Regions from separate parts of the Homo sapiens genome. Here all the other regions are linked to region 4. Evidence: chromatin loops called from intact Hi-C (ENCODE). Cell type or tissue: PC-9. All regions are shown on one strand. Each heading gives the region's core, and the rest is flanking DNA. Links, peaks and the distances in the headings are about the cores only. Region 1 overlaps LOC107985576 (a long non-coding RNA gene). Region 2 has its middle 7.2 kb from the start of KCTD17. Region 3 overlaps CACNG2 (calcium voltage-gated channel auxiliary subunit gamma 2). Region 4 has its middle 18 kb from the start of EIF3D. Region 5 overlaps IFT27 (intraflagellar transport 27). Region 6 overlaps NCF4 (neutrophil cytosolic factor 4).

Region 1 (4,927 bases), core at 495-4,494, 710 kb before region 4:
AGCCAAAGCAATCTAGAACAAAAAGAACAAAGCCAGAGGCATCACCCTACCTGATTTCAAAATATACTACGAAGCTGAGATCTCACCACTGCACTCTAGCCTGGGCGACAGAGTGAGACCATGTCTCAAAAAACAAAACAAAACAACAACCCCAGAAACTCATTTCTCAGAGTTCTGGAGCATGGGAAGTCCAAGACCACGGTGCCAGCAGATTCAATGTCCGGTGAGACCTGCTTTCTGGTTCATAGATGGTGAACTCGTCACTGTATCCTCACGTGGTGGAGGGGGCTAGTTAGCTCTCAGGGCCTGTATTATAAAGGTGACAAGCCCACTTACGAGGGCCCTTCCCTAATGACCTAATCATCTCCCAAAGGCTTCTCCTTCAAATGCCATCACGCTGGAATTAGTTTTCAACATATGAATTCAATATATACGTTCTCAGGGATGTAAACACTCGGTCAATAGCAAATGCCATCTACGTTGGGACAACTCCACGCTTATGCCTCCAGCCTGGACCCTTCCCCTTTTCCAGAATATTCTATCCAAACACTCAACAGCTTCATGTTCAACAGGCTTCTCACCCAAAATGTCCAGGACAGAAGCTTGATTCCTGGATGCTCTAAGCCCACTCCTCCCGCGGCCACCCCCTCCTAGTTAAATGGTGCCTCCATCCGCCAAGGTGCTAAGAATGAAACCCAACATCATTCTTGACTCCCTCAGCAAGTCCTAAAGCCTCTACAATACCAACTCTCCGTCCAGCCACTTCTTACACTTCCCACCATCACCTCCCTGGCCCAAGCCTCCGTCCCCTTGCCTGGACACTGCCATGGCCCCACCGGGTCTCTCAGCGTCCGCCCTGGTGTCACTGTGGCCTATTCCTCATATGGCCACCAGAGGGTGCCTTCTTGATCAGGATTCGCCGGTTTTTCTGCTCGCGCCCAGAAGAAATCCAGTGTGTGAGCGAAGGCTCCTTGGTCATTTTTTCATGGCGCTTTCACCACCTGCCACTGTGATTGTATTTGTTGCTAGCTTGTTTATTGTCTGTCTCCCACCTGGAATGTGAGCTCTCTGGGGGCAGGGACTTCTATTTGTACACTGCCATTTACCCAGAGAAATGGACCCAGAACGAGCTTGTTAACCATGGGATGCTGGCCTGACAGAGGACTTGCTGGCAAGGGCCGATCTTCTCCACCCTTCTCCCCGACTATTCAAGGAACCTTTCCCCACAACCTCCATGTCCAGATGCCCAGCATCAGAAGCCCCTGGACCACCCAGAGCTGGAGGATGGACACCCGGGTCCAGGGCTCCAGGAGAAAGGCAGGAGCCGGAAGGCCATGGGGGAGGGAGGGTGATTTTTCTAGTGAGAATGAAGCCTTGCCCAAGACCTGCCCATGGGAGGAGATGAGATGGGGATGGAGGGGTGCATTGTTTGGAGAGGAGAAGCCGCTCCACTTCTCCCGCCTCTGTGGACTAGCGTAGGGGTCCCCAGAGAAGCTTCATCTGTATTTACAGCTGCTCCTCGTTGCTCGCATTACTGCCTGAGCTCTGTCTCCTGTCAGATCAGCCGTGGCATAAGATTCTCATGGGAGCATGAACCCCGTTGTGAACTGCGCATACGAGGGATTTGGGTTGCAGGCTCCTTATGAGAATCTAATGCCTGATGATGATCTGTCACTGTCTCCCATCACTCCCGGATGGGACCGTCTAGTTGCAGGAAAACAAGCTCAGGGGTCCTACTGATTCTACATGATGGTGAGTTGTGTAATTATTTCATTATGTATTACAATTAATAATAGAAATAAAGTGCACAATAAATGTGTTTGCATCATCCCAAAAGCATCCCCCCAAATCCGTGGAAAAATTGTCTTCCACGAAGCCAGTCCCTAGTGCCTAAAAGGTTGGGGACCGCTGGGCTAGAGCAACGGCTGGTGCAGACCTCAGGGTGTTTGGTGCCTGAAGGTGGACAGGCAGGCTGGGCTGGGACTCTGTTCCTACCCTTCCACGATAAGGTTGGGACTGGGCTAAGAAAGGGAGGGGGTGAGTGGTGACTGCTGAGGGCCTAGAGGGGGCACCCCAAGGTCCAGTAGGAAGAGGATTTGGTTGGGTAGGAAGGGGAGGGGGCTTTGTCCCAGAGCGACGGGGAAGACAGGATGCCACGCGCAATCTGGAAATCTCGCAACGCCCTCTCCCGGCACTAACGCATCTCTACATTCCCAGGGAGAAACGCGGAGTTCTCAACTGAAGCTCAAGGTGGAGAGCGAGAGAAGGAGGCGGATTCATGAAATATTTCGGAGAGAGGAGCCACGGGGCCCTGAGGGCGGCAGAAGCTGCGGCCGAGAGGAAAAGCACCAAGAACACCGCCCTGCCGGGAACTAGTTTTAAATCCACGTCCAGGTTTTGTATGAGCCTCGCTGGAGGAATATACGTTCAGGGTAAATTGTGTTGGTCAATGGGTACTGTTAACTGGGAAAAAAAATCACACAATTTATATATTTAGAAAGGAGATTTTATTTCTTTAAAGAGTTACAGCCTGCAAGGTGGCCATCCTGCACATGGCATGTGGCAGAGGCCAGAGACAGGCACTTCAAAAGAGGAGGGGTTGGGGTAGCAGCTTTATGCTAAAGGCGTTGGCTAAACATACATATTCAACAGGCTACAGGAGGAGCTATGCATATTCATGAAGGTGGCCCTGACGGATGCATATTGAAAGAACATGCATGTGATATACTACCCATGTTCACTTTGGGGTGGAGACTTAACATGTAAATGCATTACACTTAGGCCCTATACCGCTAAAGGTCTTCGGAACACGGGCGCGGAGCTTCTGCAAACCGGCCAGAACTGGTCCGTGGTCCGTGGTCTTCTGATCTGGAGAAAGCTACTGAAATCAGTCTCTTCTCTAATGAAGGCTGGAATTAGGGCCTGGAGCAGGGGCTCAGTTGCTCAGCGTAGGGGCCCTGGATGAGCTGTGATTGATTTCATCTGGCTTATCTCGAGGCAGCGGCTTGTTTAGCTGCCAGAGCAAAAGAAACACCTTGTGGCAGGCAGGACAGAGTTCACGGTTTAAGTGTGGGGTGTGTGACCTCACCCTCACCTGGCAGGGCCTGAGGTCCTGGTTGTAATTTGGTATTGTGTTGCCACAAAGTCTGTTCTGTCCATATTATGGTTCTTTTTTTTTTTTTTAATTTATGGTTCTGTTTTAACATTACTGCTGGTCAGTTGTGTCTCAACTGCGAAAGGGAGGTGTATAATGAGGCGTGTCTGACCTCCCCTTCCATCACGGTTGGGATCTCAGTTTTAAAAGTTTTTCTGGGCCAGGTGCAGTGGCTCACGCTTGTAATTCCAGCAATTTGGGAGGCAGAGGCAGGGGGAGCACTTGAGGTCACAAGTCCGAGACCAGCCTAGCCAACATGGTGAAACCCTGTCTCTACTAAAATGCAAACATTAGCTGGGCGTGGTGGTGGTGGGTGCCTGTAATCCCAGCTACTCAGGAGGCTGAGGCAGGAGAATGGTTTGAACATGGGAGTCAGAGGTTACAGTGAGCCGAGATAGTGCCACTGCACTGCAGCCTGGGCGACAGGGCGAGACTCTGTCTCAATAAATAAATAAATAAAAATAAAAGTTTTTCTGAGGTCCCTTTGGCCAAGAAGTGGTTTGTTTAGTCAGTTGGAGGGCTTATAATTGTATTTTTAGTTTACAGTAGCCATCTGTAAAACTATAAAGTTGAGTCTACCTTACACTGTGCAATGGGATAATGAGTCATGTCAAATAATTCAGTGTAACAAATGAAACCACAAAACTATAAGAAGAAACTATAGTAAACTGTTTGAAAAATATAATTTCAGAATGGCAAAGACCTTTCTAAAAATCACAAAGAACCCAGAAGCCATAAAAGAGAAGATTGATTAACCAAACTATTTAAATATGCAGAAGTCCACGTGGCTCAAGTCACCATCAGTTAAGCCAAAGTGCCAGTGGCCACCTGGGAACATATGGCTGTAACTTGTGTGATGGACCAGAAGTGAGTCCCCCTAACATGGAAATCAATCAAAAAGACCAACACCGAATAAGAAAGTAGGCAAAAGGTATGAAGGCACAGTTTACAGGAAAAGAAAATACAAATGGTTTTTTTTTTTTTTTTTTTTTTTTGAGGTGGAGTTTCTCTCTGTTGCCCAGGCTGGAACGTCGTTGCATGATCTCGGCTCACTGCAACCTCCACCTCCTGGGTTCAAGCGATTCTCCTCCCTCAGCCTCCCAAGTAGCCAGGATTACAGGCGCCTACTACCATGCCTGGCTAATTTTTGTATTTTTAATCGAGATGGGGTTTCTCCATGTTGGCCAGCCAAGTCTTGAACTCCTGGTCTCAAGCGATCCAAAGTGCTGGGATTACAGGCATGAGCCACCGTGCCTGGCCACAATGGCTTTTAACCCTCCAAAAAGATGCCTATCCTATGGAAAAGAAATGCAAATCAAAACTCCGGTGCAATGTCATTTATTGCTTACTGGGGTGTCATAAATAAGAACATTGCCTGAAACGCCGTATTGGTGGGGAAGCCAGTTTTCCCACACACCGCCGGTGGGAGGATGGATAGATACAACCCTGGTGGAGGGCCATTTGACACCGATGCACCCATTCTGTCACCCAGCAAACCCCTGTTGGGGAAGGCTGCCTTCAGATACTTGCATCTGGGCGAAATGGCACGTGTGCGCTGTTATTCATGGCAGCTTTCTCGTGGTAGCAAAAGGCGGGGAATCCTATCCTTCCTTCAACAGGAACTAATCAAATTAATTCTAGCAAGTCTGCACAATGGAATTCTGTCCATATAGAGGAAGCTCTTCGTCAACGAATGTGGGACAAACTTCAAGGTAAATAGTTAATGGAAACCAACAAGGTGCAGGACAGATTGGGATGAGAGACAGGAAGTGG
Region 2 (4,927 bases), core at 548-4,547, 500 kb before region 4:
CTGGAAATGGCTACTGAGAACTGCGCTGGCCTCAGAGCCTGGTCTTGCTGGATCTGAAGTCACAGCTGATAACCATTCTGCTCTCCAGCCTCCCATGGAACCCCACAGCACCCTTGCGGCAGGTGCTCTTGACAGCACATTACAGATGAGAAAACTGCAGTCCCACAGCTGGTCCAACACAGGCCTGTCTGAGCCTGGGGCAGGGCTGGTCTCCGCCGTCCCACAGGCACTGCCCTTTTAGATACAGCCCTGGAGTGCCAGGTGGGGACTTGGCCAGCACCTTTGGTCCCAAAATGGAGGGAAAGGCTTTGTCTGGGCCAGTCTCACTCCCCGTCCTTTCCACAGAGACCCCAACCTATCCCTGGACACAGCGCTCTGCTCAGCAAGCTCCTAAAATGCTCCCATCTGAAGCCACAACCTCACTGGCGAGGGCCACAGCCAACAGCCAGGTGGCAAGACCTGGGACCCTTAAATAGAGCCGACAGATGCCACCATATCCCTGCCCGTGCCTGGGCTTTGTCCGGATGAAGCCATGTTTGGGTTGGGAAAAGGTGCACCCACCTCTGAAAAGGATGCTTGGCCCCTCCCCACAACCGGCCTGGCATTCAGGCCATCGCTGGGCTTGCTGGGTACCCACTATATAAACCAGACATTGAAACACAGAGGTGAAGCTGCCAGAGGTGGCCTCTGCCCTAGGGAAGGCTTTGGTTTGGGGTAGGTGGGTTTGGGAGGCTTGGACAAAATATGGAATTCCGTATCAGCAGTCATGGACTGTCACTCTGCATAGATTGTTGCATGTCTTCCTCATTCAGAGGATAATGATAAAACTCCAGACATTCCTTAGCTGCTTTTCAGGGTGATGGTTAAACTGGAGGAGGGCCAGATTTCAAATGCCTGCTGGTTACACCGCCCCCTGATGTCTTCTTCTGGGAAGAGCAGCCTCAAGTATTTTTTTTTTCCTTTCGTTCTTTTATTCCCCCTCCAACCACAAGACCACTAGGGATCAGGTGCTTTGGTGCTTTTTATTTTTATTTTTTATTATCATTTTTTAAAGATGGGGTCTCGCTATGTTGGCCAGATTGGTCTTGAACTCCTGACCTCAAGCGATCATCCCACCTCAGCCTCCCAAAGTGCGGGGATTACGGGCATGAGCCACCACGCACGTCCCATTCAGTGCTTTTTAATATGGCTCTGGACTCCACTTGAAAGTGAAATAGAACAGAGATATGGTTAAGGGGTACAGGCCCCCAGACAAGGATGCTAGCCAAGGCTTCGTGGTTTATCAGTTGGGTAACTTTTCAAAGTCATTTAACCTCTCTGAACCTCAGTTTCCCCATTTCTAAATTAAGAACAGTAATAGTGCTTACCTCTTGCAGCTGTTGTGAGGATTTAAAGAGCTAGCAGGTGGAGGGCACTCGCCAGGCCACCTGTGTGAAGACCAGGGAACGCTGGCTTTGGTGAAGCCAGTCCTGCCACCCTGTCTATCATTGCCTGGACCCAAGATCAGTGCCTGATGCAAAGGCTGCCCCTTAAACATCCATTTCTCTTTGGTCAGGGAAGAACCAAGCCCACCAACTCCCCCTTCCTGGGGTTGGAGGGAAAGGTAGAGAGAAAGGCCACCCTAGATGACCCCAGCTCCAGAGCAGGCTGGCTGTCATTTCCTCATGTCACCCCCCCCACCCCTCTGTGACCTAGAATGGCCCAGGAGTTTTTTTTTTTTTTTCTGCTCCAGATAGAGCTGAAAGAACACAAGATACATCCTGAAGTTCTCACCTGAGCGCATCACTGAGTCCTGTTTTGAACCTTCTCAGCTTAGCAGCAGTCTCTGCCTCACTTCTGAGTGGCCTGTTTCACAGCTCCTGTCAGTTCCATGACTAAGACGTCATTCATCCCTGCTGGGTTTTTGGTTTCAGTTCTCTTCCCCAGATTGAGCACATCAGAACATTCTGATCAGCCATTTTCTGTTCTTTATGTCAAATCCAATCCTATCACTGCCTGGGGCCAATTCTGTTACTTATCCTTGATGTGGGGGTGTTTGGTTTTGAGCCTCTGCACCTTTTCAGGTCACTTGAGGAGAGAAACGGGCATATCCGATCAGAGAGAGTGTTTCCTGACCAGCCAGAGCTATGGGTACATGAGATCAGGCTTCCAGAGGCCCACGGCCCAGGGTTTGAATCTCTACTCCGGGTTGGGACCCTGACTCATGACACCTTGTTAGTTAGTTATGCAACCTCTTCAAACCGTTTGCAATATTTACATTGTAATGTAATTCATGCTTATTAGTGCTATTGCACACAGTGAATATTAGCCATTATCACCGAGCATCTATTATGTGTTAGGTCCTGGGCTGGAAGCATCATTCTCAGAGAGGCTAGATATGGGTCCATAGACCTGAATATTTGACAACCCTTTCATGATATGACGGTGACCCTGGAGTCTGCAGACATTACAGGCCCTCTCTGTGAGCTCTTCCAGGGGAGAGTCCCTGTCTCCTTCGTTTCTGAAAGTCTAAAGCTCAGCACTTGTGACAGGTTTGGAAATGTCTGGCCCCAGCCTCTCCTCCAGCTCCTTCTACCCTCCACCCCGTCTCTGTTTCCTCCCTGGTGGGAGTGGGGATGCGGGTAGAAGGAAGGGCAGGAATGTCTGGAGGAAAGGGTGCCTTCTCTAATTTGCACAAAGATGCAGTGGGGGCGGCAGTGATGCTGGCCCCTTGGGTCCCTGCTGGACCACCTGGGCCCCGGGCTCGGCTCCCTTCAGCCAGCAGGGTGGGGCTCAGCGCGCTCCCAGCCTGACCTGACTGGGCGGGAGAGTGGCTGGAGACTCCTCTTCACCAGCAGGGGGTGCGCCTGCCTGCTGAGGTCCTTGGGGAGTGTCTTGGACAGCAGCCCCAGAGCACCTGCCTGCCTATGTGTCTGCTACTGCTGATTCCTTTTGCAGAAGCTCAGCTCTTGGGACTGAGGCCATGGCAGCCGGCCTCTCACCAGCCTCCCCTCCCCAGGACTCCCCTCTCCTGCCTCAACGTCTGCTTGGCTCCAATGCATGTAATTCCACAGCTTGATGGCACAGAACCAGGGACCTACCGTCTGTCCCCCTGGGCCCCGTGGACTCTGCCCCTGCTGCCAGAGGGACGTTTATGAGTACTTCCGTGTGCCAGGGACTGCACCAAGCACTTTTGTGGATGATCTCTTTTAATCGTAACCCAACAGGGAGATGTGGCCGTGATCTCACTTTACAGAGGAGGAGCCCAAGGAGTGCTCTGTGCTGCTCTGGCCCCAGCCTGTCCTCCAGCTCCTTCTACCCTTTGATCCCCCCTCTGTTTCCTCCCTCGAGGGAGTGGGGATGCAGGTAGAAGGAAGGGCAGGAAAGGTTTTCCTTGCCTGGCGTCCTTTGTTCTCTGGTGTGGCTTTGCTGTGGCCGGAGCAGATGTTTCAAGCTGGCTCCTTGTTTTCTGGCAGGTTGTTTTGAGGGTTCTTTGGTGCCCCCATTGCTGGGAGTAGCTCCTACTACAGGTCTCTTCCTGGGCAGTGTCTTCTCTGGTTCGCCCCTTGGGATGCTCCCCAAGGATCAGCTTCCTGGGTTCCACCGTCCACCCACTCCCCAACCCCGCTTCCAGCCTCTGTGCACTCATGCACCAACTCCCCATCTGGACAGCTCCAAGCCATCTCCTTTCGGCCAGCTCTCAGCTGGGCCCAGAAAAGCCTGCAGGCAGGCCCCACCCTGACAAGACTCACAGCACATGTGCCTCCTGACCCCAGCAAGGAGCAGCTGGCAGGATGCAGGCTTTTCCAGGCAAGGGCCCACCCAGCCTCTGAGACCCCCAGAATCCAGGACACATGGGTGAAGCTCCGCAGATGGCCTCCTTGAAGCCCTCTCACTCAGCCTGTGGAGAGGGGAGGCACCCCATGCACCTCCTCCATGGGACAGCACCCCAACATCTGCCACCAGAGAAAGCATCCTCTACCTTCCTGCTGCTCCTGGTGGCAGCTCTCCTATCTCTGCCGGGGGCAGGAGAGGTGTGGGTCAGGGGGTGGTCGTAGGGTTCTACGACTAGCTCTTAACCACTTCAGTAGCAAGAAATGCTTTCGAGAGTCCAGCACCTCACCTTGTTTTAGAATGTGGGGTCAGCCAGGCGCAGTGGCTCATGCCTGTAATCCCAGCACTATGGGAGGCTGAGGTGGGCGGATCACTTGAGATCAGGAGTTGGAGACCAGCCTGGCCAATATGGTGAAACCCTGTCTCTACTAAAAATACAAAAAGTAGCCAGGCCTGGTGGCGCCTGTAATCCCAGCACGAGAATTGCTTTAACCCGGGAGGTGGAGGTTGCAGTGACTGAGATCGGGCCACTGCACTCCAGCCTGGGCAACAGAGAGAGACTCCATCTCAAAAAAAAAAAAAAGAAAGTGGGGTCAGTGAGCAGCCCTAGCTGAAACTAAATCAGAAAAAACTGCATTGAAATAACAACAAAACATTTCGCTTTGAAAATAATTTTAGGCTTAGAGAAAAGTTGCAAACATTATAGTAAAAAATCCCGTAGAGCCTTTACCAGACGCACCAAGTGTTCACACAGTCTTTCCTTTGTTCTCTCCCCACCTTCTTTGTTACTTTTCTGAACTGTTTTTGAAAGTAAACTACAGGCTGGGCATGGTGGCTCATGCCTGTAATCCCAGGACTTTGGGAGGCTGAGGCCGACGGATCACTTGAGGTCAGGACTTCGAGACCAGCCTGGCCCGCATGATAAAACCCCATTTCTACTAAACATACAAAAATTAGCCGAGCGTGGTGGCACATGCCTGTAATCCCAGCTACTCAGGAGGCTGAGGCAGGAGAATTGTTTGAACCCGGGAGGTGGAGGTTGCAGTGAGCCAAGATTGCACCACTGTACTCCAGCCTGGGCGACAGAGCGAGACTCCATCTCAAAAAAAATAAA
Region 3 (4,000 bases), core at 1-4,000, 110 kb before region 4:
AGTCCACACTGAACCTCCTGACATCCCATTCCCATAAGCATGAGAGAAGTTGGATGATTTGTCCCATGTCACTCAGCCCAGAAATGGCCATGATGGGAGGGCAAGTCCACACTTCTCCCACTTCACCGTGTAATCTCCGACTAAGGAAGAAATAAATATGATTCCATCTAACATGCGATCTCAGGAGGCTGCATGTAAATGTTGCTCCCCAGGTGCTTGGAGGAGCTACAGAGAGTCACACCCCATCGGGTACTGCCTCCGACGTACATGGCAGCCTCAGCTCCCCATTCCACTTCCGGACTCCTCTAGAGACTGATAGGAGACTGAATCCAAGCCTGCTCTCAAACGGTGTGCCTGGGAGGGTCCGAGCACGGAGTTGATTGATTTCACGGTAATAGGGCTTAGCACCAAGGAACCTGCCTGCACTCAGAAAGCATGTGCCGGCACTGACACAGGTCATTGGCATCACAGCCAGAAGTCACTGAATGCCCACAGTACACCAAGCCCTGTGCTGGGTACTGCCACTGTATCTCATTTAATCCTGTAACAATCGTCTCCATTTTTCACATGAGGAAACTGAGGCACAGAGGAGAGTAAGTCATTTATCCCAAGTCACATAGCTAGTAAAGAAGCCATGATTTAAAAAACTTTAGCAGAGTAGGTTGTGAGTGAGGACTGGGATGAGGGAAGGCTCTGGGCTGTTATGGGGCAACCTTGCTTCCACGTTTATCTAACAACCCACACCTCCCAGCCCTGGGTGCTTTCAACTGGGGCACTTTGTGGGTGACAACTGGGTGAAACAGCCAAGCGCACACGCTGCCCCGCCCCGCCCGCCTCACCTGGGCAAGGTGGGGGGCCAGGCTGGTGGAAGGAAGGCCACCACACTGAAAGTAGCAGCGTCTTTGTGTTGAGGGGAGCTCAGCGCAGTGTGCTCAATTCCTCTTGAATCACATTGGCAAGAATTCCAGGAGCAGCGTGGAGTTGCCTTGTGATTTTCCAAGACAGAGAGTGAGAATGGGCTGGAATAAAACCAGCAATCGAAAGCAGCATCGGAAGGAAAACAATGCTGAAATGTGACATATGCCTGTGCGCGCCTGGCACTGGAGGGCTGAAGCCGGGTGAGCAGCCCGCAGAAGCCATGGTCACGGGCCCGGCTCCACCAGCAACTGCCCCCCGGCAAGGGTAGGGGGATTTCCTGTTTGATTTGGAAGGGAATTTGGCAAATATTTGCTGAGCAGCCCCTACATGGTGCCAAGTCCTGTCATGAGCACTGGGGACGGGAGATGACTCAGGCATCCCTGCCCTGCAAGAGCTCACGGCCTAGTGAGGGACAATGACACATAAACACAGAACCACATACAAGAAGGTGGGACAGGTCTGTGCCAGGGAATGAGAGCTGACCTGGGAGGCCCCGGCTTGTGCGGGTACCAGGAGCAGAGTCGTGGGGGGATTGTCCCCATCTGCTCCCCAGAGGAGGCTGGGCAGTCAGTGCAAGCTGGAAGCCACCAGCCACTGGGCTACTGTCCTCCCTGCAGCTCTGGTGGCAGGGAGCCAAGGCGAATGAGTCAGGCTCTTCTAGGGGACTGCTTACTCAGGCAGCCAGAGGCAAGAGGAGCTGTGAGGGCCTCCTCTCGGGGGTGGCAGGCTGGGGGAGGGGCCGCGCAGATATTCAAGGTGTTCCATCTGGCTGCTAAATTCCAGCAGTTGGCACAGGCTGGCATTTGAACACAGGTCTTTCTGATCTCCCAAGCAAAGCCTATCTCAGTACATCAGCATTTCACCTGTGTGCCTGTGTCCCCGCACCATCCCACCCCTGCCATTCCCTCCCTCCCCCGGCCCCAGAATCACCCCAGGTCCTGCTTCTTTGGCCCCACTCCTTCCTGGGGCCAGGTAATCTGCTGCCCCTCAGCCCGGGTCACAGGAGAGAACCTGGGTTTTGAAGCCAGGAAGACTCCACGGCATACCCTTCCTGGATTCATGAACTTGGGCAAGGTAATTTGCCTCTCTGAGCCTCAGTTTCCTCACATGAAATAAGTAACGTGAAACAGCACAGTGTTCACTGTGGAGCAGCCTTTGACCTGGTTAACACACTCCTTCCTCTCCTTTCCCGTCCCTGAGAAGTAGCATCAGGGTCGCCATGGGGGACAGCCCTCTCCCCACTCCCTGACTCCACGTGGCCCTGTCCCAGCCTCTTTTCTGACTTGGTAGGGTCGGAGCTTGTGCTGTGGGAAGACAAGTTGCTGCCCAGGCCCTCACCCACAAGAGGACAGAGCCCCCACCCTCCCGCTTTCCCTTAATAATGCCATAGAAATCTCTCAGCAGGCCTGTGCCTACACCTAGCGGGAAGCAGTTGGTATTTTCAGCCCACACCGTCTTAGACTTCTAAGGGCAGTCAGTTTCCTACCCACTGTGTAATGTGGTATTTCCTCCTCTGACTCCAATGCTTCTCTTGCCAAGCCACATGCTGGAGTGAAAGGGCATACATACACTTCGGAGAGCCACCGTCTGGCGCTCCCTCGGCTCCTATAACCTGCACACCCCTTCCTTCCCTCCCAGCGTCATTGCTGTCCCCACCCCAATACCAGGCTCCATCTTATCTTCAGTCTCTGCAGGGAGCCAGTCCTGACCACCCAACCTAAGGAGTCCCTTCCCCGCACACTCTTGCCCTGTCCCCACACCCCGCCTATTCCCCCTGGAGCACTATTGCCCTCTGTGATTACATTATGGTTTGTTACTTTGTTCACTGTCATCATGCCCACAGATTGAAAGCTCCCTGAGGGCAGGAACATTCCTGCTTTGGTCCCTGCAGTGTACCCAGCACCTGGGCAAGGGCTGGATACAGATGTGTTGAATAAAGGACGGAAGGAATTTAAAAAGAGATGGATGAGGAAGACAGGCTTAAATCCCACCCCAACACTTAGAAGCCCTGAGATAGTAAATTATCTAGCTTCTGAGCTGTATTATCCTTATCTAGAAAATGGGAGAAGTAATAACCACTGGAGGGTTATTTTTAAGGCTTTCTCATGTGTGAAAAGCCCAGCATGCAGTGCGTGCTTCTCTCTGCTCCTCTTCCCTCTCCCAGGCCCCATGGCCTCCCTGATGCCTGTCACTACCTGCCCTTATTGGCGAGAGGAGGACTTTCCCTTAATCATAAGGTAGAATCTGCCTTGATCTTGGATTCTTGTCTTGATCTAAAGTTCACAGTTCCGGGCAATCTTCCTTCAAATAAAGACTAGGGTATTTTCCCTCTATACCTGCCCCCACTCAAGTTCATGGGCCATTATTTTTTCACTCCTGTGGCTTTGTGAGGTCTTTGTTCAGATTTGTTTCCCAGATTGGTTTCTTAACAATGCCCACAGACAACGTCAGCAGCCCTGATGCAAACCAGTACCTGCTGTAATACTTGGTAATGATGCACTTATTATGACAACCTTAGAGGAACATACTGGACAAACCCCCAGAAGTGAAAAGTCTCTAGGCTCATCCCCCAAGACACAAAGCCTGTGCCCACTTCACAGTCTCAGTGAGCCTCTCTACAGCCTCAGACACTCTGGAGAGCTTGGGAGTGAACGGAGATTTTCTTTGCCCCAGCACCATAACCACACTAGGATTTTACTACCTGCCTGGCTCCCGGGGGCTCCAGAGCTCTCTGTGCCTACTCAATATTCTGGAACTACAAGCCTCCACTCCCTGAGCCATAGCAAAGGAAACACACAGACCTCACGACACTTTTGCTCATTACGCCACTGTCCATTTGCGGGCCAATCTTATTGTATCCAGAAAAAAAAAAAGTTCTAGGATTTATAAAAATGAAAACTCTGTAGGTTTTTAAAAATTATAGGCACAGAGTGTAGATCCAGTGTCCAGCCCTATCCAGCATAGGAATCAAAAATTTCTTAAGATGAACTCCTCAATCCAGAGAAGATTTATCCAATAAAAGCAATTCCGGCCCCCGTGTCCTCCAGCCGGGCTCCTGGAGCAACGTGCACACCTCTTCTTC
Region 4 (4,927 bases), core at 497-4,496:
AACATGTAAAGTACACATATGCATGCATGTATAGGTGCCCATCCTGCCTGGGAGAGCTCTGCACACTGTGGACACTTGCTGAGATGCCGCCCTGAAAACCTCTGGGCAGGCATTCCAAGCCCCTAGCCCATCCCAGCCCGGCATCTCCCAAGCCTTTCCCTGCCTCTCCCTCTACAGTGAAGATCAACAGGGACGAGGGGCTTCCGTGTGGCGCTGACCCGCACAGATGCCTGGAGAGGAATTGGCTTGCCCAGAATCCCCACTGGGCACTGGGACCAGATCTCCCGGGCTCCTGAGCCCATGGCCTCCTTCCCAGCCCAGTCCACCCAGCTTCCTGGTTCGTGTGCATGGCCTGCTGAGCTGGAACTGCTCGAGAGTCAGCACGAGCCTTAGAGAGGCTGTCCCAAGCCAAGCCCGCAGGCTGCCTCTCTTCCTCTTACTGTGCCTTCTGCCCTGCCAAACGCCTGCCGGCTATGACAGCCCCGCAGCAGCCGCTCTCCCCTGCCTCGTCCCTGCTCTGTCTCTCACCAGGCCTCTGCAGTCCCCATTTCCTGTCCCCATCTGATCACCTCACCCCCAGTCCAGGCCCACACAGTCACACTTGTGCACACAGACCTCTTGATGTCCACGTCCCTACCCCCTGCCATCCTCATCCCACCCTCCAAGCCCGCCCACCCTTTGTCCAAACCAGCATTTAATGGTGACACTTGTCAGGCTCTCAGAAAAAGTCAAGATCTAAACCCACACTGGCTCTTCCCAAAGCCCATGTTTGTAGTTAACAGGCACTTGTCTTGTCTTGCTTTTTGTGCTTATGTCTATATAAAACACCTCTCACAAAACAAACAGGCAAAGTCTCTAGAAAATAAAAAACACAAGAAAGTGTAAGAGTAGTCACCTCTGGGGAGGGAGGGAGGCCAAGGTGGGCAGATCACGAGGTCAGGAGTTCAAGACCAGCCTGACCAACATGGTGAAACCCTGTCTCTGCTAAAAAATACAAAAAAATTAGCCAGACGTGGTGGCATGTGCCTGTAGTCCCAGCTACTCAGGAGGCTGAGACAGGAGAATCGCTTGAACCCAGGAGGCAGAGGTTGCAGTGAGCCAAGATCATCCCACTACACTCCAGCCTGGGCAACAGAGCGAGAATCCATCCCAAAAAAAAAAAAAAAGAAGAGCAACCTCACTTGGGACTTTTTGAGCCTTTTGAATTTTGTACCCCATCCGTGAAAAACCCATACACTTCAGCTTTAGTAAAGGTGACCATTAAAAAACAAAAAAGACAAGTCCTGACTCCACTAGTACCAGTTTTATGACCTTGGGAAAAACTTATGTCAGTATCCCAAGTCTCAGTTTACTCGTGTATAAAATGGGGATGATCACAGTACCTGCCTTATAAGACAGACAATAAACCAAGGCCCAAGAAGTGCTTAGCACCACGAAATAGTCAAGGCTCAGTAAACATGAGTGATGGGCCTCTCTTTGCCCACCTTCTCCATGGAACTCTGAGCTCCTAGCAGAGCTCCCAGCATGGTGATTCCCTGACAAATACAAGATGCAATTCACAGTCCTCAGAATAGCTTTCAAGGCCCTCCCTGCTGGTACCACTGTCTTTCCTACTGCATCTGTTACCCATCCTCAAACACATGACTGACGCCCTTTGACAGCTCCTGCCCGTACATACCCCACTGCCCCTGATGCTTTCCTTCCCCCAGTCCTCATGCACCTTTCTTTGTCTGGTTATCTGCAAATTCATTTCATCCTTCAAATCCTGCAAAACATCTCCCCCTCTTGTAGCCTTCACACTGTGCCACTAGACTTGGTTACCCCGTGGCACTCAGTACAGACTTCTGGGCAACTCAAACCAAACCGCATTGCTAGCTCTTTGCCCTCCATCTCCTCCACTGCTCTGGAAGCTCCAGGGGGACAGAGGCTGTGTTTGCATACCTGCATTCTTAATGCTTAGCATGTAACAGGCACTCAGAAAACGTTTGTTGAATGAATGAATGAATCATCCTGACCACTCAGCTACTTGGTGCCTTCAGGAGCTGAATTACGGTGAGTCATTCATGTCCTGCAAATGCTACACGGTGAAGGCAGTGACCTCCTCTCTTTGCAGTCTCCAGCCCAGAAGCCACCTCTCTCAGCCTGCACACCCTCAGAGAGCCTTCCAGGAGCTGTTCGGCATTGCAGCCTACAGGGAATCCCCCTGCCTCTCCTCTCCCTGCCACAGAGGTCTGTGGAAGCCCTCAATCAGAAGCCGTGCTAGGAGTGGGGATGGAAAGACAAATAAGATACAATCCCGGCCCTCACTGATGAATAACAACCTGGAGGAGATAGATGCCTGGGTCTGCCTCATTCCATCCACCACCTATAATTCATCAAATGCCTACCATGTGCCTCTCTCCCCCGTGCCTTTACATAAGTTCTGTCACCCTCCGTGCCTCAGTTTCCTCCTCAAGTGGGACAGAAAGACCCACCCGATCTAACGCATCAGGACTGCTTGGCAGATAGAACCAGATAATCCACGTAAATTGCTCGATAAACTATGAAGCCCTGTACCGATGTTATTACGGCTATTATTAATATAGCTAAACATAACAGTATTGAATAACTGAAGCCCTCCCCGGAGCAATCACAGTCACTTGCACATAGTAGGTGTTTAATTGATCTTTGATGCGTTGAAATGCAGTCCGGGGGGCGGGGGGTGAGGGGTGGGTTGGGCCTGATTTTTCATGCGTTGTGGAGCAGCGCCATCATGTGCCCACACTGAAGAACACACAGACCTTCTGGCAGAGTGCTTTGACGGACCCAACGGGGAGGGGCTGCTGAGGTCCCTTTAGGACAAATACAAGGAAAAGTCCGTTTGACGCCACGGAGAAAGGAGAAGTTTCTTCGCCCCTAGAGGTGGTACAGGCTCAGAGCATAAACAGAGGCAAAAAGGGTTTGAAACAGCATTGTGGATTATTTCTATCAAGGAGTTTTTGGGAGATATGAAGCACCCAGGGAACAACCCAACCACGTGGTCAAAGCCTGGTCTTGTCTCGTCCGGTCTGACCCTGTGGAAGGTGCTGTTTAATCTTCATCTCAGAAGACTTGAGATCAGGTGTGGTGGCTCACGCCTGTAATCCTAGCACTTTGAGAGGCCGAGGCGGGTGGATCACTTGAGGTGAGGGGTTCAAGACCAGCCTAGCCAACATGGTGAAACCCCTTCTCTACTAAAAATACAAAAATTAGCAGGAAATCGCTTGAACCCGGGAGGCGGAGGTTGCAGTGAGCCAAGACCATGCCACTACACTCTAGCCTGGGCAACAGAGCCGGACTCCATCTTAAAAAAAAAGAACAAGAAGTGAACTTGGCTCTGCCACTCTGCCATACTCAAGCTGTGTGACCTTGAGTAGACGGTTGCCTTCTCTGAGCTCCAGTTGTCTCATCTGTGCAATGAGGTCATGATCCCTGCACCGGCCACCTCAAAGAGTCATTGCGAAGATCAAATGGCGTAAGAGAAGCATAAGTTCAGAAATGGTCAAGTGTTATACAAACACGATGGGTGGCAATCATTCTAATTTCCAATCACAGTAATAACGGGCATTGACTGAGCTCTACACTGTGCTAAACCCTTTCACACATAATCTCACTTAATTCCCACTAAACCTTACCAAATGTGTACTCTTAAGAGGCCCATTTTGTAGATGAGGACATTGGAGTTTAGAGGAATTTGAAATCTTGTCCAACCAAAGTCACACTCAACTAATAAGGAGAAAAGTCAGGATTTGAACTCAGGACAGTGGGACCTCCTCAAAGTAGGAGAGTCTCAATAGTTCCAGCCACAGACATGGGATTTAAGGGGAGCCCCAGATAGGCAGGTAGATGCCTTGAAGAAAACAAAAGAATTATTGACATTTCTTTTGCCCAGGAAATTCTGCTTCCTTCCCAACTCTACCCTAGTACTCGCTGTGACCTTGGAGCCTCCCAGGAGAGGGGAACCCTTGGGCTCTGCATCCAGGGCCCAGTTCACACCCAAAGTCAGAGAATCCCAAAGCATTCCCTTCCAGGGTCCAAGCCTGACCAAAGGCCATGCGTGCTCCTTTAAGGGACTGGCAAGGGCAAAGTGGGGGATGGATCCCCTTCAAGGTCACTGTTAAACAGATGGTAACAAAATCTCTTGGGAGAAGGTGGCTACTTGTCAACAGTCATAATGACCCTCAGGTATCTAGAGTCCTCTTGAGCTAATGAGATGTCTGAGATTGCCTCCTGTCCACTTTCCCAACGTTTGGCCCTCAGAACACTCCTTTGAGGTCAGAATCCTTAGCTCTACCTTACAGATGAGGAAACTGAGGTTCAAGGAAAGGAAGTGACTCATCTGAGGTCATACTGCAAGTAAATGGCAGAGACAGGACTCAAGTCTAAGATTCCAGAGTACAAATCCTCCTAACTCCCGAGGAATCCAGAGACAGGGGAGGTAGAGTGGCCCAGAACTGTTTCTGGTTGACAGCTCTGGTTCTAGGGAAAGTAGTCCAAAAAGGTTTCTGGTTGGTAATCCTAGTTCTAGCCCCACTTCTGCCATCAGCAGGCTGTGTGACCCGAGATAAGTCACTGGGCCTCAGTCGCTTTATGCCAGAGATTCCTCGTGAGCTCTGACTTTGCGTCCTTTATTCATGTCCTTGAGCCATAAAGATGAGGGTGTTCAGCAGCATCTGCAGGTTTTATAGAGAAGCAGCTGTGACTTCGCCTCCCTTGGGAAGCTTTTCCTGACTGCCCAAGGCTGAGTTATTATTGCTCATCGTGCTCTCACAGCACCCACAGCATTGCACTGCAACTTATCAGCAAACTCCCACAGGCCCCAGCGGCAAACATGCATGACTATGAAGAAGTTTGAATCTGGTGCAATAGGGAGTAGTGGGGACTGAGGCAAAGTAGAGAGCCCCTGGCC
Region 5 (4,927 bases), core at 490-4,489, 210 kb before region 4:
GCACCGCGCTTGATGCCTTCTGCAACGTTCTTCAGTTTGGAAATCCTTCTGTTTCGTTGGGGATATTTCACGGCCTCTTCTCAAGGTTGCACTTTTGCCAGCTGCCAGGGATCGTCTCAAAACAGGTTCTTAGTGCATTCATAGCTTGAGCTGCTGTCTTGAAAGTAGTACATTCCTTTTTCTGCCAACTTTTTTCTGAGAAAGTTTTTGAATGCACACGTGCACCCAACAGAGTGAGAGTGGCTGTTAAGAGAGAGGGCGCCATTTCCTTTGCCCTCCAGCCTGTCCCTGTGCACCCTGGAGGGGCCCGTTTTTTCCACCGCTTAGATAAAATCTAGGGCAAGTTCCTGAACTTCTCTTTTCTCTCTCAGGTAACAAAAATTCTTTTGGGCTCCTTTAGTCACAAAGATATTCACGATTTCAGGTATTAAAGTGCCCAGCCCTGGGTGATTGTCAAAATTCTGAACTTGATTTAAAGTGGCACCTCCTCTCACAGTCTTCGGGAGGGAGAGACCGGAGCCAGGAGTGCAGCGTGTTTGCTGGGGTCTGTCGTGGCCCACTCCACACCTGCTGGGTGGATCCGGCTGGTGCCCCATGGGCGCCTCTGAGATGCCCCTCCCCACCCCATCAGTGGCGCTGTCTCACCTGCAGGCTGCTTCTCACAGGTGGTCCCCCCTCACTCCTCCTGCAGCCCCAGTTCCTGGCTGTTCATTCTTATTGGGACCCGTCACCCTCCTGGAGGCGGTCCCAGCCGAGCCCCCTTAAGACAGCACCAGGCTGGCTCCACTTGGCCCCCGCTGGTTCAGGGAAGTGCTGCTGCAGCCGTTTAGTTTGACAAAGGAGGCAGCGAGGCCGTCTCATTGGTAGCCCTCTCCTGGCTTGCCCAGCCACCACCTCACCTCGATTCCTCCCAGGCCTGGGTCCAGCACCAGCCTAGGAAGAGGGTGCCCCATGCTGTCTAGCTCTTCTTCGGGATGGGGGGCTCCAGGTTCCTTGGTATTTTGCTTTGGCCTTTGGAGCCTCAGTCAAAACTGAGGAAAGGTGTCATTTTCACATCTCGTCACACGTACAGTGACTGCAACTAAAAGCACAGGCTTTGTAGAAACAGACATGGGTTCAGGCCCCAGCTCCACCATTCACAAGGTGTGTGGCTTCCTGCAAGGTACCTTCATCTCTGAGTTACCTGACTCCATCTGAGTTTCCTTCTTGTAAAACTGGCATCCATGAAAGTGGCTACCTCGAAGGGCGTGAAGATGAAATGAGGTGGAAAGTAGGTAGCCCCCGAATGAGGGAAGCATTGAGTGAGAGCTGGCCCTCTGACCCTTCTAAAAGAACACAGCCAACTTTTTAAACTGTCTTTCCAGAAAGAGATGGAAAACTTCGAAGCCCCTTTCCACTGCCTTGCCAAGCAGTTCCACCAGCTGTACCGGGAGAAGGTGGAGGTTTTCCGGGCCCTGGCATGACGAGCTGGAGCAGATCGTGCTGCACAACCGGAGAAGACAGAATTACCTCTGCTCTTTTAATATATAATGATGGCTTTAAATAAAATTAGGAGAAAATGTCGAAGCAGCAGCTCCTTCCACTCTTGGCCTGGGTGGCCCTAGTTCCACTGTACACTTTGGCCACTGCGTCACTGCCGGTTCCAGGGCAGCCGGGAGCCCCACTTGGGACCCTGGCCCTCCCTTCTGTGAGGCTGGTGCTTCGGGACGTCGCCTTGCTCGAGGGGGTGGTCCTGCCCACTGCGCGGCAGGGTGCACCGGCTCCTTAAAGGGCCTCCCACTGCAAAAGCGAAGCCCGCAGTGGGTATTGAAAGGGCCTGGCCCAGCGTTTGCTTACGGTTTCCCACAGCTGAAATGCCCAGCTCAGAACCTGTCCCAAGGCTGAGATGGGGCTGATGGCCCCCTTATTCTGACAGAGTCCGTTCTGCTGCTTGCTCCTGGCTAGCCAGATGCCAGACCTCCCTGGAGGTAGTTCCTGTCACTGGCAGAACAGTGCCCTCTGCCGGCCTTCCTTGGTGCCTGTCTCTTGGTGGCAGGTCCAGCCTCTATGGCTGCAGGGAAGGCTGAGCGCAGGGAGGCCAGGGCTCCTGCCTGCCTCGGGGAGCTGGGCAGCTGGCATCATTATTTGCACTGAGCTTGACTGTTCTCCATCCTGTCTCTGCTGCCAGATTAATCTTCTAAAACACCACTTTCATCGTCTCACTCCCCTGATTAAAGACCCACAGAGGTGCCTCACCACCTTTTACATCAGGATGCCGGCCAAGGTCTGGCATCCAAGGCCTTCCCTGACTGTCACCTTCCCCCAGGGGTCTCGGCTTCTTTCAGCCCCCGTGCCCCAGAGGACTTCATCACTCTCCCTCCACAGGAGCTAGGGGTGTCATGCAGAGTGCCAGCGTTGGGGTGGACGGACCTGGGCCTGTCCCAGTGATAATGGCAATAATGGAAATTGCCCTGGTTCCTGTTTACGACCTGCCATGTCTCTACATGAGCTAAGCACATGTCATATATTCGCTAATTTAGTCCTTACAGTGCAGAGTCTTACCATCCCCCTTTTACAAATGAGGAGCTGGAGTCAGAGAATTAAGACACTTAGCCAAGGGGTGGCCGAGCCACGATCGTGGACGCCAGAGCCCGGCTCCCAGCCGCCGTCCTCTTCTGCCTCCTCCCGAGCTTGGCTGGGAGCAGGTGGGGGTTAGGCTGCCTCTCAAGGTCACTGTGAGAAGTGAAGTAACGGGTGTGCAGGGCATCTGGGCACACGGTGTCAGCCAAGGTCAGGCTCTCGCGTCCCCCTTCTTTTCCTGTTACTCAACATGAAGCCACTGTAGCGGCCGCGTCATGCCTTCAGCAAGTAGTTACCAAGGGCCTACCATTTGCCGGGCATTTTCCTAGGCACTAGCAACGCCAGGCTGCTGGTTTCGTGTCACATGTTCCAAAAGGGAAGGCTCACCATAACCAAGGGGATGCAGCGGGGACATTTCCGGTTGCCCCAGAATTGGTTACCAGGGCCACAGCTGTGGACAAAGATGCTAAATAAACCACCTCCTAAAGAGATCATGGAAGCTTAGGGCCAGCCCCCTTCCCCATGGCCCTAGTAGAGGCGGAAGAATTGGTCCTGCTGCTGTGAGCTCCCCTTCCCCCTACTCCCCACTCCTCCCTGTCTGTATAAGATTGGAATGGTCAAGAGAGATGGGAGTGAGGGTGGCCACTGTGTTGGTGAGTGGGTGCCCCCCCCATCACCCCCTTGCCCCGCCAAGGGAAGGAGGCCCAAGAGGATCCTCCTGAGACAGGATGCTGCCAGGAAGAGGGGGCTGGCACCACACCCCCAGCCGGATGCTCTCTGAGCTGCAGAAACCTGGTGCCAGCTGCAGCACAGGGTGGCGAGGGCACCCTTGGGAAGCTCAGCACACATCCCCAGAGCTGTTTGGTCCCCTCTGGGGGGCGTTCCATGGGGAGAGGCTTGGGGAGAAGCCTGCACCAGCAGTGGGAAAAGCAAGGACCGCGTCTGGAAGGGCGGCACGGGTGTTCCACGGAAGGCTCCTAGAAGGACCCACATGGAGTGGAGTCATGTGACCAGCCAGCCAGGTACTGACAAAGGGAGCTGTTTCCTACCTGGAAAAGGGCAGGGGGCCTCTTCCCCTGGCAGGGCTGGAGGGGAATGTGGCTGCCCCTTCCTGAGGAGACCCCAGCAACAGAGGAGGCTCAGCCCCAAAACAACCAAGTACCTCCCCCACCCCCTGCCACCACGGAGATAACAGATGGAACCAGACCCAGAGGAGGCCTGTGGAGAAGACACGCAGCTCCTCCCTGGCCCCTCTGTTCCAAGTTACTCCAGAGAGAGGAAGAAAAGATCTTGCTCCCCTCCCCACCCTTCTGGAAAAGAGATTTGAACAAACACTTTGGAAGCTTTGAGCTGGCCTGGCCTGCCTTTCAGTGACTAGGATGGTCTGAAACGTGTCGGGATCAGCCTGCTAGGAAGACCCAGCAGGAAGGGGACCTCTGCAGAGCTTGATGGAAAAAAGTAATTAGGAAAAAGTAAAATGGTTTTGTTTCAGAGCCCATGGATTCGAGATTCTCCAATAAACTGGTTCTACAAGTAAATAAATGATCAAGATAATTTGAGGCAGTGCAGATGACAAAACGGAGCTGAGATGGGTGTTGATTTGTGGGGTAACTGGTTTGGGGGGATAGGAAGGACTATGAGAAGAAGGGACATTTGCACTGAGATTCAGCAAGAAGGTCAGCAAGTGCAAAGGCCCTGAGGCACGAACAAGCTTGGAACATGGAGGAACTTAAGGCCGGTGAAGACATACCCTGGTGTGTGCCGGGGAAGGAGAGGAAGGTGAGATAGGGAGGGTCCACAGTGGGAGGAATTTCTATTTTATTCCAAAGGCAACAGGAAGCCAGAGGTGGATGGACATCAGAGCTTTTTTTTTTTTTTTTTTTTGAGAGTCTCGTTCTGTCACCCAGGCTGGAGTGCAATGGTGCAATCTTGGCTCACCGCACCTCTGCCTCCCAGGTTCAAGCAATTCTCCTGCCTCAGCCTTCCGAGTAGCTGGGATTACAGACATGCACCACCACGCCTGGCTAATTTTTGTATTTTTTAGTAGGGATGGGGTTTCTCTATGTTGGCCAGGCTGGTCTTGAACACCTGTCCTCAGGTGATCCACCCACCTCTGCCTCCCAAAATGCTGGGATTACGGGCGTAAGCCACCGCGCCCAGCCGGACATCAGAGATTTTACATCCTCACAGTGCCCAGCACTATTTGGGAACCTAACAAGTGGCTATTAATTACTTCACTTGCCTAAAGAACCCACTCTCAATGAGCAAACATTGACAAAATGCATGCTGCGTCTGCAGATTTTATTCCTGAAAGAAGGCATTTGCTGAATGAATGCTTGAATCAAGCAGTTGCTGAGCACCTACTATG
Region 6 (4,000 bases), core at 1-4,000, 330 kb before region 4:
GTCTTTGAGGATCTTCACGAAGGAGAGAGGGAAGATGCCCGTGGCTCCCCGGACAGTGCCCTGCAGAGGAAGAGAAGGGATGCCATGCTGGTGAGAGGAGAGGCAGCAGAGCCACGCCTCAGAGCCCTCAGCCCCGTTCTAGTGATGGGGAAAGGCAGATGAGGTCCGGGTCTTCTTCTGTAGAGGGAGGAGGGAAAGCGAGGAAGTTCGCTGAGCTGGTCACTTCTAAGAAGGCTTATATTTGGGTTTTACAATATGCCAGAATCTGGATTTATATAGAAAGCTGCTTTTATCTCACTCATTCACTTATTCATTCAACAAAGGCTTCTTGAGAACCAGCCACGTGACAGGCTCTGGGCTCTCAAAATAGATAAAAGTCCTTGGGCCGGGCGCAGTAGCTCACACCTGTAATCCTAGCACTTTGGGAGGCCGAAGCTGGTGAATCACTTGAGATCAGTAGTTCGAGACCAGCCTGGCCAACTTGGTGAAACCCTGTCTCTACTAAACATATACAAATTAGCCAAGCGTGTTGGTGCGGGCCTGTAATCCCAGCTACTCGGGAGGCGGAAGCAGGAGAATCACTTGAACCTGGCAGGTGGAGGTTGCAGTGAGCCGAGATCACGCCATTGCACTCCAGCCTGGGCAACCAGAGTGAAACTCTGTCTCAAAGAAAAAATAATAATAAAAAAATAATAATAAGTCCTTGCCCCCACGGAGTTTCCAGTATGATGGGGAATGACACGCTGTGCGCGCTGTGAACAATGACCTATCCAGTGAGTCAGATGGCAGCAGGTGTTACAGAGGAAAATAGAACAGGGGAGGAAGAGGATGAGGGGTGAGGAAGGGCCTGCTGCTGATCCCGCTCACTCACTCATTCATTCATCAGATACAACTGTGCCTCTACTCTAGACCAAGTAGCCAGAAATCAGACCCAGACCCGGCCATGGCCTGGGCTTTGGGCACGTGTTCTGTTCATCTTCACAACGACCCTATGGAACATGGATTATTTACATGCCATTTTACAAACATATTAACCAAGGCTCAAAGTGGTCCCCTCCCTGCCCCTCTGCCCCCACCTTCAACCTGAGGCCAGAAGTTAGCCAGCATACTGATAAGTAGGACTTTCCGGAAAACAGGAAGGCAATACATGTTTTCTATTTCTGGAAAGTGGCCCAGAGATACTCCTCAGGCCTCTGTAAGAGCCCTGAGTTCCTGAGATGGAGATCTATGATTAGGGTAAAATGGAAACTGCTAAACTGGCTAAACCAGTGGTCACTACTAGCTCCTCTCCAGGGCCTGGACGCTAGGGACCCAACCCAACTCTTAAAGGTCCTGGGACCCCTGGGGGCTGACCCTGCCTCTGGGCCTGTCCCAGAACCTCCTTCAACACTCCCCACAGGAGCACTAAGTCTGAAGACAGGACCTAATACAAAAGGCTGGTCCCAGGCCAAGGCCCAACACAGCCACTTCCCACCTCCACTCACTGAGTCAGAACACAGCCCTTCTGTGGGCCACACAGGGACAAAGCAGTGACTGGGAAAGTCCCTGGCTTTGAAGTTTCATTTAAGTCTCCTAATGACCCTAGTACCTGGCCAGGCGCCGCACACCCAGGCTCTGGGGCGAGCCCTGGCCATCTACCACCTCCTTTACCCTTTCCAGGAAGCCGATGAAGAAACATTTACAGAAAAGGAAACCGCAAGTTTGAGCAAGTTTCCAAAGGTCCACAAAGCTAGTGAAAAACAGAGCTAGGAAATGGCCCAAACAGGCTGACTCTGAGTTCACACTCTTCATCAGCAGCTTTTACTGCTGTGGGCAAGGTATGTACTGTTGTCCCATATTACACAAGTGGTTGCGATTTCACCCCTCAGGAGCAAATATCTGGAGAGCCATGTGATTGGTGCAATTTAGCAGTGCTGCTGGCATCTAGTGGAGAGGCCAGGGATATTGCTGAACAGCCTGCAATGCTCAGGACAACCCCACAAGGGACCATCTGGCCCCAATGTCAATAGTGCCCCTGCTGAGACACCCATTACAGACCAAGAAACTAAACTCAGTAGGTTAACTTACTTGCCCTAAGCAACCCATTTTTCAGGGTCAGAACCAAAGCATGAGCTCCAAGAATGTTCTGCTGCCACCGAACACCTGCCTCCCCAAAGGCTTTGTTCCCGCAGGCTCCCCAACCTGCCTGGATCTCCAGGGCTATCCTCAGATAGCATCTCTTCCCTGAGGCCTTCTGAGACCATCCTCAGTCTCTGAAGCATACAATGCCTGAAGCAACCTCACCTCCAGCCTCACCTCTAATCTCAGCCTAACCTTACCTGCATTCTCACCTCCATCCTCACCTCCAACCTCACCTCCATCCTTATTCCCAACCTCATCTCCAACCTCATCTCTAACCTCACTTCCAACCTCACCTTCATCCTCAACTCCAAACTCACCCCCATCCTCACCTCTAATCTTACCTCCATCCTTACCTGCAAACTCACCTTCCTCACCTCTATCCTCACCTCCATCTTTACCTCTAAACTCACCTCCAATCCCACTTCCATTCTCATTTCTATCTTCACCTCTAATCTTACCTCCAATCTCACCTCCACGCTCACCTCCATCCTCACCTCCAATCTCACCTCCATCCTCACCTCCAACCTTACCTCCAATCTCACCTCCATCCTCACCTCCAATCTCACCTCCAGTCTCACCTCCATCCTCACCTCCACTCTCGCCTCCACCCTTACCTCCACCCTCACCTCCAATCTCACCTCCAATCTCACCTCCATCCTCACCTCCAGTCTCACCTCCACCCTCACCTCCAATCTCACCTCCATCCTCACCTCCAACCTTACTGCCAGTCTCACCCCCATCCTCACGTCCACCCTTACCTCCATCCTCACCTTCACCCTCATCTCCACCCTCAATCTCCATCCTCACCTTCACCCTCATCTCCACCCTCACCTCCATCCTCACCTCCAATCTCATCTCCAATCTCACCTCCAACCTCACCTCCAATCTCACCTCCAACCTTACCTCCAATCTCACCTCCATCCTCACCTCCAATCTCATCTCCACTCTTACCTCCACCCTCACCTCCAATCTCACCTTCATCCTCACCTCCAATCTCACCTCCATCCTCACCTCCACTCTTACCTCCATCCTCACCTCCAATCTCACCTCCACCCTCACCTTCATCCTCACCTCCAATTGCACTTCCACCCTCACCTCTATCTTCACTTTTAATTTCCCTCCAACCTCACCTTCAATCTCACCTCCATCCTCACTTCTGAACTCACCTCCAGCCAGTCTTTGTTGATCCGACTGAGGAGGAAGATCACATCTCCAGCTTTGAAATTCAGCTCCAGTTTGCTGTTTCCAGTGAAGTCAAATAGAGCCTGAGGAGAAGCGTGCAGTAAGGAGGGAAGGAGAGAACACTCACTGAGTTCCTATAGAAGTGCCTTACATACTTTAGTCTCCCATTTTACAGATGTAGAAACTGAGGCTTGGGGAGAATAAGCGACTTCTCTGAGGCCACCCCATTTTTTAGTGGAGGAGCTGGGAATTGAACCCAGGTCTCCCTGACTCCAGGATGGGTGCTCCTTCCAAACCTGGTGGGGGTGAGCACACAGGGAAGGGTTCGAACTCTCTGGGCTGAGCACCCACCCTGGTCCCCAGGCTTCATCGTGGGCTGGGCCTTGTCTGAGTCATCTCTGCAGCTTCCATGCCTAAGGCAGGGCTGACTCAGAGGAGGCCCAGGTAAACTGTCCGGATGAGCGTAGGGATGGAAGCATTCTCCTCTGGCTCCGCACGCTGGTCACATGCCCTCCCCTTAGCTGGGCTCGGGGGACCCCCAGTGGCAGAGGCTGAGGCTGTAACCCCTTCCTTCCTCCTGGTGCCCAGCACTGTCCCAGGCACACAGCAGCACCCAGCAGGAGAGGCCCAGTGGCTGGCAGGTGGGCCAAGGCAGATGCCCACAGTGTGAGAGCCTGGCCAGCGTGGGGGCGGGGGT

The links. Hi-C counts contacts between places; a loop is a spot of excess contacts. Peaks named below come from ENCODE experiments on the same cell type or tissue, not always from the same donor. Only the 100,000 strongest peaks of a DNase experiment are listed, where the experiment ranks them.
Region 1: a loop joins it to region 4, with 7 times the contacts of the local background. A loop is called at or near these places in 3 of 110 quality-filtered maps.
Region 2: a loop joins it to region 4, with 8 times the contacts of the local background. A loop is called at or near these places in 6 of 110 quality-filtered maps.
Region 3: it touches region 4 in a loop (5-fold over the local background); 3 of 110 quality-filtered maps call a loop at or near these places.
Region 5: it touches region 4 in a loop (7-fold over the local background); 26 of 110 quality-filtered maps call a loop at or near these places.
Region 6: it touches region 4 in a loop (5-fold over the local background); 4 of 110 quality-filtered maps call a loop at or near these places.

What each region holds. Positions count from the first base shown.
Region 1 is chr22:37,257,007-37,261,933 of GRCh38, reverse strand. LOC107985576 (a long non-coding RNA gene) reads left to right here. Exons shown (of 3, transcript XR_001755534.1): 3 at 2,218-2,462. Among named protein-coding and RNA genes, the nearest start is that of RAC2, 15 kb to the right of the region's middle. RefSeq lists an enhancer at 794-1,333. In PC-9, for the core only: CTCF peaks have their summits at 655, 856 (motif pointing right), 1,834 and 2,036 (motif pointing right); no DNase peak of the experiment used is centred there.
Region 2 is chr22:37,042,129-37,047,055 of GRCh38, reverse strand. No RefSeq gene overlaps it. Among named protein-coding and RNA genes, the nearest start is that of KCTD17, 7.2 kb to the left of the region's middle. RefSeq lists an enhancer at 2,418-3,331. In PC-9, for the core only: CTCF peaks have their summits at 686, 885 (motif pointing left), 2,576 and 2,780; DNase peaks (open chromatin) are centred at 2,235 and 2,855; H3K27ac peaks cover 330 bases.
Region 3 is chr22:36,657,478-36,661,477 of GRCh38, reverse strand. The region is part of intron 1 of CACNG2 (calcium voltage-gated channel auxiliary subunit gamma 2); the gene reads left to right. Among named protein-coding and RNA genes, the nearest start is that of CACNG2, 44 kb to the left of the region's middle. In PC-9, for the core only: no CTCF peak of the experiment used is centred there; DNase peaks (open chromatin) are centred at 1,277 and 1,567; H3K4me3 peaks cover 1,387 bases; H3K27ac peaks cover 2,490 bases.
Region 4 is chr22:36,544,268-36,549,194 of GRCh38, reverse strand. No RefSeq gene overlaps it. Among named protein-coding and RNA genes, the nearest start is that of EIF3D, 18 kb to the right of the region's middle. RefSeq lists a silencer at 4,499-4,793. In PC-9, for the core only: CTCF peaks have their summits at 2,548 and 2,748 (motif pointing left); DNase peaks (open chromatin) are centred at 2,014 and 2,754; H3K4me3 peaks cover 557 bases; H3K27ac peaks cover 404 bases.
Region 5 is chr22:36,754,847-36,759,773 of GRCh38, reverse strand. IFT27 (intraflagellar transport 27) reads left to right here. Exons shown (of 7, transcript NM_001177701.3): 7 at 1,365-1,563. The coding sequence ends at 1,463. The region is part of intron 2 of CACNG2-DT (CACNG2 divergent transcript); the gene reads right to left. Among named protein-coding and RNA genes, the nearest start is that of IFT27, 19 kb to the left of the region's middle. In PC-9, for the core only: CTCF peaks have their summits at 1,804 and 2,006 (motif pointing left); a DNase peak (open chromatin) is centred at 2,003; H3K27me3 peaks cover 1,186 bases.
Region 6 is chr22:36,871,713-36,875,712 of GRCh38, reverse strand. It overlaps NCF4 (neutrophil cytosolic factor 4), which reads right to left. Exons shown (of 10, transcript NM_000631.5): 7 at 3,288-3,386; 8 at 1-60. Among named protein-coding and RNA genes, the nearest start is that of NCF4-AS1, 3.3 kb to the right of the region's middle. RefSeq lists an enhancer at 3,382-3,920. In PC-9, for the core only: CTCF peaks have their summits at 1,736, 1,938 (motif pointing left) and 3,864; DNase peaks (open chromatin) are centred at 1,232, 1,812 and 3,732; H3K4me3 peaks cover 556 bases; H3K27ac peaks cover 3,354 bases.